3 separate regions of the Homo sapiens genome follow, and all the other regions are linked to region 2. The links are chromatin loops, found by intact Hi-C in ENCODE. Cell type or tissue: A673. All regions are shown on one strand.

The links. Peaks named below come from ENCODE experiments on the same cell type or tissue, not always from the same donor. Only the 100,000 strongest peaks of a DNase experiment are listed, where the experiment ranks them.
Region 1: a loop joins it to region 2, with 5 times the contacts of the local background. A loop is called at or near these places in 19 of 110 quality-filtered maps.
Region 3: a loop joins it to region 2, with 5 times the contacts of the local background. A loop is called at or near these places in 17 of 110 quality-filtered maps.

What each region holds. Positions count from the first base shown.
Region 1 is chr20:21,528,184-21,532,183 of GRCh38, reverse strand. BETALINC1 (Beta cell long intergenic noncoding RNA 1) reads right to left here and starts at 2,062. Exons shown (of 2, transcript XR_007067726.1): 1 at 1,959-2,062; 2 at 1-1,864. In A673, CTCF peaks have their summits at 2,161 (motif pointing left) and 3,114 (motif pointing left); a DNase peak (open chromatin) is centred at 2,123.
Region 2 is chr20:21,613,639-21,617,638 of GRCh38, reverse strand. LINC01727 (long intergenic non-protein coding RNA 1727) reads right to left here. Exons shown (of 4, transcript NR_109880.1): 3 at 2,112-2,256; 4 at 1,917-1,977. All of the region lies in intron 3 of LINC01726 (long intergenic non-protein coding RNA 1726), which reads left to right. Among named protein-coding and RNA genes, the nearest start is that of LINC01727, 46 kb to the right of the region's middle. In A673, a CTCF peak has its summit at 1,890 (motif pointing right); DNase peaks (open chromatin) are centred at 1,928 and 3,918; H3K27ac peaks cover 2,850 bases.
Region 3 is chr20:20,835,479-20,839,478 of GRCh38, reverse strand. No RefSeq gene overlaps it. Among named protein-coding and RNA genes, the nearest start is that of RALGAPA2, 120 kb to the right of the region's middle. In A673, a CTCF peak has its summit at 1,826 (motif pointing left); a DNase peak (open chromatin) is centred at 1,788.

The DNA.
Region 1 (4,000 bases), 85 kb after region 2:
AAGGCAGACAGAGCAATGCATACTGTATGATAATATTATATGTATATGTTTGTGTGTGTACATGAATATATGTACATTGCATGTGTGTACACATAGACCCAGTGCTATCCACATAAGGTTCTATGCAAATTAGAATTCTCCTGCAAAGCACTTCATTTCTATTTGTTGTGAAAAAAAGTTATAATAAATAAACAAATCTTTAGAAACCTAAACAGAAAAAATGAACTTTCCTCCTAAGACCCTCTGGGAAGTTATATTCTAAATACCAGAGCTTTAATTAACTAGGAATTAACTAATCAGAACCCCAACCAATTTTTGACATGCTACCTGTTAGAGAAAGGTGAAAGTCCCTCATTAGAATAAACTTGCTCATACCAGGGATAAAGCATCTACTTCTCCCACCCCAAAAGGAAAAATCCAGGTCATTCTCTAGCATTAGGACCCAGTCTAATCACCCACACTCTTCTTGTCTTCAGAAATTGTGCAATAACTCCAGAAATCACAAGATCCTCTTAAAATGCTCAATTATCTTTAGAATACTTTAATCACATTGGAAGAATTGTGGACAGATACATTCTAGAAATACTTCCAACAGCAGATTAAAACAAAACAATTATATTAGCTCTAAATTAAATTTTAAGTGTTTTACACATAAAAATCCCACTCTTCAAGCTCTTATTGTAGTTTAAATTTTTACTCTTAAAATGATGTCAGCTAGAAGGGAATAAAATAAACATTTAACCCAAAATCTCACTAATGATTTGTAGTTTTGGTTAAAGAAAGAAAACTTTTTTTTTTTTACCTCAAAACATTTTAGGAAGTAGTTGATACTAATGAGCTTCATACCATCTTCCCTCAGGGAAAATAGCAAGTGTTTGTTTGTTTGTTTGTTTGTTTGTTTGTTTTTCAGACAGAGTCTCACTCAGTCACCCAGACTGGAAGGCGCTGGAGTGCAAGGGTGAAATCCCGCCTTACTGCAAACACCGCCTCCCATATTCAAGCGATTCTCCCACATCAGCCTCCCGAGTAGCTGGGATTACAGGCACCCACCATCATGCCCGGCTAATTTTTGTATTTTTGTAGAGATGGGGTTTCACCATGTTGGCCAGCCTGGTCTTGAACTCCTGACCTCAGGCGATCCACCCACCTTGGCCTCCCAAAGTGCTGAGATTACAGGTGTGAGCCGCCGCGCCTGGCTGCAGGTAGGTTTTAAAGACTCATAATTCAGAAACCATCACACAAGGTCTCCCACCCCACCTCTTCATCCCACATTTACATCATCTGAGATTCTTCAGACACTATTTTCCAATTCAGTATTAACCACAGGAGAGGAAAAGGCCTTGGGCACACTTTTGAACACTTATCAACCTTGGCTGTCGGAACAGTTTGTTACCTCCACCTCCGTATGGCCCCCACGTTTCCTTTCCTTCTGACCTCACCAGAGGCAGAGAGCAGGGGTCCCACTCTCTCCCTGCAGGTGGTCTTTCCTATCATATTCAAAAACCATTGGTAAGTTTTCCTTCTGCCTGAGGAAAGAAACACCCACTGTGTGAAAGGGAACATGGATAAATTTTTAAAGTTTTTGGAGCATCCTCAAAAGCACAAGATGGGAAGAGTAATCCACCACCACCCTCCATAAAACAAGAAAGAAGCATCTGCCGTGTCCTGCTCGAACGAACAGTACGGGATGTTCACCTGAACAGTCGGTCCCTGCAAATCCCGAGAGATGTCCTGCATATGCATCTTTTGGAGTCTATCAATATTGATGCTGTGTTTATGAACTGAGTCACCATCAACCAAGGTCTCTCTCGTCCCCTCCAGCCTGCCCTATGTAAACACTTCTGTGATTCGAAGTGTGCGGTTTCTGGAAAAACAATACATCTAATTTTCTCCTTGTTCACAGAAATCATCTGTTTCTGCCATAAGGGCCTGTGAGAGGTAGAAGATTGTCATCCTACCTTTTCCAAGTAAAAACCTTGGCCCTGCATACAAATGACCTTCCAGTTCTGCAGACGTGGACCAAGAGAAAAGGTGTGCTCAACATCTGGCCACAGACAACTCCACTGTTGTAACAATGAAGTGGTATTTCCCCCAGGATGGAAACACGTGCTCAGGAGAATAAACAAACCTCTGAATGCTATCTGTAACAGCTCCATCTGCTGGTTCCCAGATAATGTTACAGATCTGACAGGTGGTCATCGATCATATTGATCCAATAATAAACAGTGCGTTATAATAGAAGTTTTGTCGTTTTTCTTCTCAATTCATCCAGAACTGCTCCTGCCCCAGATACCAGCTAGCATACGCAAACAGCAACTGGGGAAGCTAAAATGGAGAACAAGGATAGCTTTGGAAGACAATCTAGCTCAATGGAGAACTCTCCAGAATAAAGAATATAATAAAGGAACAGTGGGGCCCTGTCTGTCCGTCTTTGAAGCATCAGACAATAGACCTTGCTGTCCTGTTCCTTGGGTTTTCCTCCCCTAAGGTGGAGGTAGTGATACTTGTAACTGGGGTCCAAGTGATGTTAAGAGGATTACAGTAATGAGGCCATGCTTGGTATGCTGTGAGCTCCTAAAAGTCTTGAGTCATATAAAGACAGAGGCCTTATAATTACATCTTTATATTCACTGGAAGTTATTATTAAGCCTAAAATCTCCCATTAATTCAGCGAGAATTAGATGTCTATCAGAGACGTACAGTTGGATATTGTAATATCCAAAGGAAGTATGTTTGGTGAAAAAAAAAGATGTGAAAGGGCCATAGTAGGCAGAGCTCAAATAGGCCAAGTTCATCATTGTTTCACTGGCAGGAAAAACAGATCCAGGAAACTTTCTTGTCTTTTTTATTTAATACATATATGCCCACTTTCCTAATGGGATTGCTATCCCAAATTATTTTCATCTGCTTAAAAGTCATATACCATCAAATCCCAGAGGCCCGCCACCGCACTGAACACCCAAACCCAAGGCGTTTGTACTCAGAGGCAGGCACTAGAATTGGACTAAATTTTGGCATCACGAGGGTACGATGGCTTGGAGCCTTTGGGCCTTCTGTGATCTTCATCATCCCCACCCTAAACTCATCCAAAGTGTCATGGGTTAAATTGTGCCCCCTCCTGTCCAGAAAGAGGTATGTTGGAGTCCTAATCTGCAGTACCTCAGAATATGACTTAATTTGAATATAGGGTCTTTACAAACATAATCAAGTTAAATTTAAGTCATTAGGGTGGTGCCTAATTCCAATATGACTGGCATCCTTGTAAAAAGAGAAACTTTAGAAGCATGGACAGATGGGTAGAGATACAGAGAGAAGATGGTCATCTACAAGGCAAGGAGAGAGGACCCAAACAGACCCTTCCTTCACTACCCTCAGAGGGAACCATGCTGCCAACCCCTTGACTTTGGACTTCTGGCCTCCAGAAATGGGAGATTATAAGATTCTGCTTTTTAAGCCACCCAGTTTGTGGTACTTGTTACTGCACCCCCAGCAAAAAAATACGTCCAGTAAACACACCGTTTACGTAAAAACAGTTCGCTTGTTAATGTATCAATTCAATCATTTTAGAACAAGTCTAGAGTCATTTCATTCCCTCTGTGGCAGGCAGAATGGCCATGCCATTTTCTCTGAAGTGAAATCCTTACAATATAAAAAGTTGATCTGCAAACAATTTTAAATGTTAAACCCAAGAAGATTTCTAAATTCTCAGATGAGCTCTAAATTGACAAGAGGAAAAAAAAAGGAAACTTTTCCTCATTGCCAAGTCCTTTATCAAGTTCACTTCCATGGTGCTTCCCATTGAAATTGAAAACTGTCAAAGAATCGCTGAGATTTATGATGAGTTGTTTCTATCCACAACAGAACATCAACACCAGTTAAAATTTGACAACCATAATCTAGATGACAATTTTGTGATTGGGTCTAAATGTAATTTTTTCTTCCCCTGCTGCTGTAATTGACCAGGCCTTATCTTTTACTTTATTGAGATATCAGCCATGAT
Region 2 (4,000 bases):
TCTGTTTTTCACTTTCAGTACAGTATTCCATACATTACATGTGATATCTAACACTTTATTATAAAATAGGCTTTGTGTTGGATAATTTTTTCCAACCGTAGGCTAATGTAAGTGTTCTGAGCACATTTAATGTAGGCAAAATTGTTATAATATTCAGCAGATTTAGTGTATTAAATGCATTTTTACTTACATTTTTTCAACTTATTATGGGTTTATGGGATGTAATCTCATTTTAAGTCAAGAAGTGTGTTTATTCAATGACTTGATATAGATTCTGTATTAGAAAACTGTATTTTAGCAATGTATTTTAGCAATTCCCAAGTGTACCAATTATATTATGCTTAGGTAAGGGTGTGTCTTTGTTCTTAAGAGACACACACCAAAGCATTTAGGCATCAAGTGTTATGATGTCTATAGATAATTCCAAAGTGTGATAAAAACTAATAGAGAGCAGATGTGGCAAAAGGTTAACACCGGGTGGATCTACATTTGGTGAAGCACTTACAAGCACACATTGCACTTGTTCGTACAATTTTTTTCAAAGGCTGTTTTTTTTTTCCTAAAGAAAAATAAAGGAGAGAAAAAACTGATGAGGAAGCCTAGTATTGACAAGGTCGTGGGGCACTGGAAATTCTCCTGCGCAGCTGTTGGGAGTGTGAGCTGGCACATGCTGCCTGGAGGGAAGTCGGGCACATAGTAAAGCATAAATCGAGCATACACTTTGACCCACAAACTCCACAGCCCACCGCTTTCAGGTTAACTTAGAGAGAACTCACTAACGTGCAAAGATGTATATGCCCTAAAGTTTCACTGCAATCTTATTTTTTATACCAGAAAAGTAGGAAATGGCTTAATGTCCATCACTGGAAAACTGGTAAGTAAATTATGTTCATTTCTAGCCTACTAGTCAAGATCCTGGGCTCTGAGGTCAGATACCCTGGCAGTGCTGATCAATTTTCTTGTGCCACAGCCTGTTCATCTGCTTAATGGGCATAATACAAACTCCCGTTCTGTAGAGTCATTATGAGATTATGCAAGACCATGTATGTGCCTGGCATATAGCAGGTATGAAATCAGTATTATATACCATTAGCTTTATGTAATTGATAAAAAACGATGAGGCCTACCTTTATTTATGGACCTGGAAAGACGCTTCTGTCATAGTGTTGAATGAAAAAGTAGGTTATGGGATAGAGGAGTACAAGGTCTGATTGCACTTGTGTAAAAGTACATTTTTAATTCCCGTTTGAATATATTCGTAGCAAGATGTCTGGAAGATTGGCCACCTAAGCGTTAATAATGGGTCCCTAAGGTGAGGACGCTTCCAGTCTTTTATTTCCTTCTTTGTACATTTCTATATCCTTCCTTTTTTTCTTTTTTTCTTACAACACATGTAACAGTTTTACAATCAGATTCTATTTAATTGTAAAAATATTAATAAATCAGATCCATGGATCTTGCCTGCTCAGACCTGACTTTGTCTGAAGGGTTGACCAGATGCCCTGCTGATTGAGACCCCAGAGGCTACTTGCCTACCTTTGGTACAAGTCACTGTCCCTTCTCTCAGCCTGAGTGTTCTCTCTGCCAGGCACGCCGGAGGCATTTACGTGTTCAGCTCTTTGTTCTCTCCATGGGATTATGTTTTCCCCACATTTCTACCTCATTTTCACGCAGCCTGCAGCGTGTGTGTGAAGCATGTGTTTGGCTCAAGGGATGACAACACACCTGCAGAGGATTCACTGAAGCCTACCTTGGGGGGCACTCAGCTCTTTTCTGGGTGTTTTCTAAGGGCATCCACACTGTCCGGCAGAAATCCAGTTTGCAGCACCGTTTCCTCCCCAAGCCTGGTTTTCTGCAGCCTGGTCCCTCACCAAGGTGCCAGGATTGAGCTGACCACGAGATGGCAGTCTTTCCTTGCATCAGGCTGGCCGAAGCCTGCATCCCCAGACCTGTGTGCTTCTGAATCCAGCTTCTGTGCTGCCCGAAGCAATTTCAGCAAAGAGATTATTGACTAAAGAGACCTTCACTAAAGAAGAAAACAGTAGGATTAAATATTCGGAAACAGAAGAACTCGAAGAAGAAAATACAATTTCCCAACGTCACATGCTCACCCATCCTTCTCCTCTTCAACAAAAGTCACAACAGTTGTGTGTCCATTTGCAGTCTGGGGTAGAATTAGAATTGCCAAGCATCCCAGTGAGGTCTGAATCCACATTCCTTTATTTCTTTGTGCCACTCAAAGCCAGATATTGATGTCTGAAAACAAGATACATAAGCTTCATTATTTAAGTGTCTCTTCCTTAAACAAGACCGCTTTAATACTTAACAAGGTAGGGAAGCTACATAATTTAAAATCTATGCGACAAGAAATAAGAAATTATTTGTAGCGGGCTCCACTTTTACACCCACCAACAAAGAAAGACATTCACAATTTTTTGCCTTCCCAGGGCCCCAAAATACAACACAGGCCTGTTCTCCTGCTCCGGGCAGAAGCCGCAGCTGAAACTGTTCTTTATCAGCTTTTCTTTCTCAATATTTACCAACCAATAAATCTTTTTTCCCCTAAGACAACTGACATTCGAATCCTGTTCATGTGGAGGCTTGTTATCCAAATAATATTAAATAAACTGCTTCATTTTCTACTGAAAAAGTATGAAGATGGTTTTTGTTTTCTTTGCTGGTCAATATTGCAGAAGAGAGGGGCTGCTCTCATCCATGGGAAGGACAGCTGCCTGCCTGCAATGAGCACATCTCAATCTCCGAGCCTCCTGCAGAGGTGCCTCCTCTCTGTCCTGTCCTGGAGCCATGAAAGCTCATCTTCAGGCTCCCACAGTCCCTGCTCTGTGGCACCAGCAGGGTCGAGCCTGTCTGTACCATTGTCACGGTCATAACTGAGGACCCCATAGAATGTTGCCGGAGCTGCAGGAGTATTTTGCCCATTTTCCAAAGTGGAATAAGTCAGTCTTTTGAGAAAAATTACAATTCTGTTGTTCCACAAGCCAATTCCAGCTTCCTTTTTTTTTTAGACAAGGTCTCACTCCATCGCCCAGACTGGAGTGCAGTTGCGTGGTCATGTCTCACTATAGTCCCACGTGATCTTCCCACCTCAGCCTCTCAGGTAGCTTGGGATTACAGGTGCACACCTCCACACCCAGCTAATTTTTTATATTTTTGGTAGAGATGGAGTTTCACCATGTTGCCCAGGCTGGTCTTGAACTCCCGGGCTCAAGCAATCCTCCTGCCTCAACCTCTCGAAGTGCTGGGATTCCAAGCATAAGCCAGGGCGCCCAGCTCAGCTCCCGCTCTTTCCTCTGTCAGAGGAGTGTGTAGTGCCAATGGTCACAGAGCTGGCCAGAGGGGTCAGGAGGGAGGACGTCTGGGCTAGCTCTTCTGCTAACTTCCTGGGAGGATCAGCAATGAGACTTGCGTCTCTGGGCCTCAGTTTCTCCATTCATACAAGGAAATGTTGGACCTGACTTTCTTTTAAACCTTCCCATGTTGCTACTTATCAAGGATCTGAAATAAAGGAGGAGGCTTTGGAGCTGGCTTGGTCTTAGTGGAAATTAAACATCTGAGTCCCTAAAGAAACTTCTAGGGAAGAAAAAAAAGCTTTTGAAGATTAATAGTAGCAGATAATATTTACTTGGAGATGTCTCTGTCCTAGGTACCATTCTAAATTTTGGTCATATGATTTAATTTAACTCCCATAACACCCCCATATTTTTGTACCCACTTGACACTCAAGGGAGCTGAAGCACTGAGGGGTGCCTGACTTCCCCAGGGATCGCATCGCTTGGAAAGATTGGAAAAATGGGAAGCCAGGTGGCTTGGCTCCAGGGTTCATTCTCTTAACTTCCTAACCCCACAGCTGGCAGCAAGCCCAGGAAACCTCTGAGGGCTGCCGCAGCCAGGGTGGGTTGTGGGGTGGAGCTGGAGCTAGAGGCTCTGGCAGTTGGAGTCATGGGCCCTGGCCTTGAGCACTGCTCTGTGAGTGCTCTTG
Region 3 (4,000 bases), 780 kb after region 2:
CTCGGGTCCCCACCTCCCAGCCCAGTGTCCTGTGCTGTTAACATTTCTTGCCTGCAAGTGAGAGAATATGGAAAGGGTCTGCCCATCCCAAGCTCTATCTGTGCATCCAGGAAATGTTTTCAAGAGAAAAGTTAGGAGTTGTGATGGTTGATTTTATGTGTCAATTTGGCTGGGCCGTGGTACCTAGGTATTTGGTTAAACACTATTCTAGACATTTCTGTGAAAGTGTTTTTAAACTCAATTAACATTTAGATCAGTGGCCTTTGAGTAACAAAGATTACCCTCCAAAATGTGGGTGGGCTTTATCCAATCAGTTAAAGGACTTAAGAAAAAAAGACTGGTTCTCCAACCAGGAAGGATTCAGCCAGCAGACAGTCTTTGACTCTTCCCTGGGTCTCCAGCTTGGTGACCTACCCTGAAGATGTTAAGCCAATTCCTTAAAATAAATCTCTCTGTATACATGCATCCTATTCTGTTTGTTTTTTTTTTTTTTTCAATCTGGAGAATCTGACTAATCCAGGGGCGGAGACAGTCTGTAGAAAAGCAAGCTCTATCATTTACTCAAGATTATGAGCTAAACAAGTTTAACAACAGTATCTGAAAACTGTAACATTTATAGTACCCTGGGTTAAATACTACTTGTTTTCAGTGGGTTAATGGGAGAAAGAAACAGAAAATGGACCTAAGAGAGGAAGAAGAGAGGAGACAATTTGTACTTTGTATTTTCATATATATTATTCCCAGTTAAAGTGAATTGAAGCTAAGGGACAATAATTAACATTGATAGTCTGGATGATATGATATGTCCAACTTATCATTTCACTTTTATTTCCATTATATGTTTATGCCTTTCTACCAGAATGGCTGTTAAAATGGGATTCTTATGACATTTCCTGAAAGGACTCAATAGTCTTTTACTTACATCTCTCTCTTTTTTTTTTTTTTTTTTTTTTTTAAGATGGAGTCTTGCTCTGTCGCGCAGTCTGGAGTGCAGTGGCACCATCTTAGCTCACTGCAACCTCTGCCTCCTGGGTTCAAGTGATTCTCCTGCCTCAGCCTCCTGAGTACCCGGGATTACAGGCATGCGCCACCACGCCCAGCTAATTTTTGTATTTTTGTAGAGATGTGGTCTCGCGATGTTGGCCAGGCTGGTCTCTAACTCCTGACCTCAGGTGATCCGCCCGTGTCAGCCTCCCAAAGTGCTGGGATTACAGGCATGAGCCACCAAGCCTGGCCTTTTACTTACATCTAAGTAGCCATTTTGCCAAGGACAGGGAGTCAAAGATGAATGTGTTTTTAAAAATCATATGACCCTCATTTTAATTTAAACCATCTAGAAACCAAGATTTCAAGATGAACATAAAAAAATTAATGTAAACTGCCTTTAAATTGAAGATTTTTCCCCCCACTGGGTTACAATAAAGTTCCCATAAGTCTCTGGAGTATAGCAAAAAAACAGCGAGGTTGTCAGCGAGGGGGAGAACTAGAAACTAGAATGAGCTGGTTGAGTCCTCATGAGCCATCGAAGTCCAAAGTTTAGGAATTCAGAGGCCATCGGGGTGACTGCAGTCTCTCACCCCGTGCGCAATGCAGGACGACCACGCTGCTCCGCTGGGCGGCTCTTTCTAAACCTAAGAACCCAGCATACGACGTGGCTCTCTTGATTCCCTTATCAGAAGTCCTTCTGCATGGACAACTGAAAGGCCTTTAAATTCAAAAGCTCTTCAAGGTTAGTAAGTAAACCTGGCCTGTCTTACCCCAAAAGCCCGATCGCTGCGAAGGGGAGATTTTTATTTTCTGGTCCACACCGCCATCTGCTGGCCTCGCCATCTCTAAGTGAAGCACTCGCTGTATTTTCTTCCAGGAAATCCAGTAGATCGTTTAGACTTCATTCTAAAATCCATGTATATTGAAGTGTTGCTTCACGTGTGAAAGTAGCACTTCTCAATATTTACAATAAGAGTAAGAAAAGCACTTGATAAACCAGTTCATTGGACACAAGTTACTTGCGTTGATTGTGAATATGAAACGAAGTAACAGTTAAGGAGCTAAACATAACTAGGTACCTCTGGGCAGCCGGAGTCTCATTTGGATAATTAGTACCTACACTTGTCAGCCGTCTGATTGCCCAGTAATTATAGTTTAAGTTAAACAGGTAAATCTGATGGGTACGTATTTGTTTGTGGACAGGGTTAACAGCCCCGTTGATGAAGCATCCCTGCATCATCCTTCAGGAGCGCCATGGTAATTAATGGGCTCTTATGCGGTTTTTTAAATATGCAAATAAATATTTAACACGAAAATGTCCCTAGATGACAGACAACAGGTTCATGAGAAACAGCGATTTATCATTAGCATGGACTGCTTCAGGGACATTGGTGAATACAGGTAGTCAGGGAACTATCAACGTGTGTTTGAAAAGCCATTCCAGAGGGTTGCAGAACCGGGTGGCTCACTTAGCTGCTATATACATAGCTTGCAAAGCCCTTCAAAGGTTAATCATTCTTATCCTCCCCTTTTAGCCTCAATTGTCCTCTTTTGTCATGACCTCTTTATAAATAAAGGAAAGGAAAATAAGGAAAGATGGGGAGACAGAAGAGGAGAGAAAAGGAAAACGAGAAAACCACACTTAAAGTCCCTGTGGGTAACTGTTGTACAGTTGCATGCATTTAGGTAAAACCCCTAACCAGCTTAATAATCTATTCTGAGACAAACAGGGCAGCTTGGAGAACCCTGCATTTGCTCTTCTAAGAAAAAGAGGCCGGGCGCGGTGGCTCACGCCTGTAATCCCAGCACTTTGGGAGGCCGAGGTGGTCGGATCACGAGGTCAAGAGATCAAGACCATCCTGGCAAACATGGTGAAACCCTGTCTCTACTAAAAATACAAAAATTAGCTGGGCATGGTGGTGCACACCTGTAGTCCCAGCTACTCAGGAGGCTGAGGCGGGAGAATCACTTGAACCCAGGAGGCAGAGGTTGCAGTGAGCCAAGATCACACCACTGCACTCCAGCTTGGCGACAGAGCAAGACTCCGTCTCAAAGAAAAAGAAAAGAAAAGAAGAGAAAAGAAAAGAAATTATCAGTGAACTCATAGCTTCCCATATTCTCTAGCAAACAAAGAACATGTGGGGGATAAAAAGAGGTTTAATGGAGTAAGCACGGCACACTGTCAAATGATCAGCAATCAGATCTTAAGGACAACTCATTCTTCATCAGCTGCACCTAACTCTCTGGGCCCCAGTGATGTGATTGCTAATGGAATAATGCCTATGCAACCCAGCCAAATGAACCCAGAGCCTTCCCCTCTGGCACTAAGATAGGCCACCGTTGGTTTCCGAAATAAGCATGACATCAGCAGTGGCCACCTCCTGCAGTCCAAACCTCAGAGCTCCTTTGGGGAGGAGGCGAGGCGTGCAGGAGAGCCGTGTGGCTCCAGGATGCTAGATTTCACTCCTGGCTCTGGCTCTGAGTAACATGTGACTTACGACCAGTCGTGTGTGCCAATCAGTTGGAATTATTCCTCTGCTCTCTGCTCTTCAACAGAAATAATGAAGTTGCCTTGGTAGATTCACCAACTTTTAAATGTTTGGAGCTTATCAAGAGAGTCATTTTTAACACTTTTTCTTCCCCTGAAAATACAAGAAATGCGTGGCCGTCGAAAAATAAACAAGCAAAGAGAAAAGGAAAAGAAGCAGGAAAAAAAAAAAGTGGACATAAGACGACTCCTCCAGGGACAGCCTCATCCCTCTTCCCTCCTCGCCATGTGGCTTTCAGAAAGAGCAGCCTCTGGCTCTTGGTTTGCTTGCCTTCCCTTCACACTGCAGCCCTCCTATCTTCTGCGCCCTATGTTGGTACAGCTCAATCCAATGCACATTTTGCAAGCCTTGATTATGACTTTCCAGCAGTATCTCCCCTCGGCTGCCGAGGGCCAAGGCCCCTGCTTTCCTCTTGCTTCTCCGGCCACCTCTCCACCCTTTAGAAGTCTCCTCCTTCTCTTCAT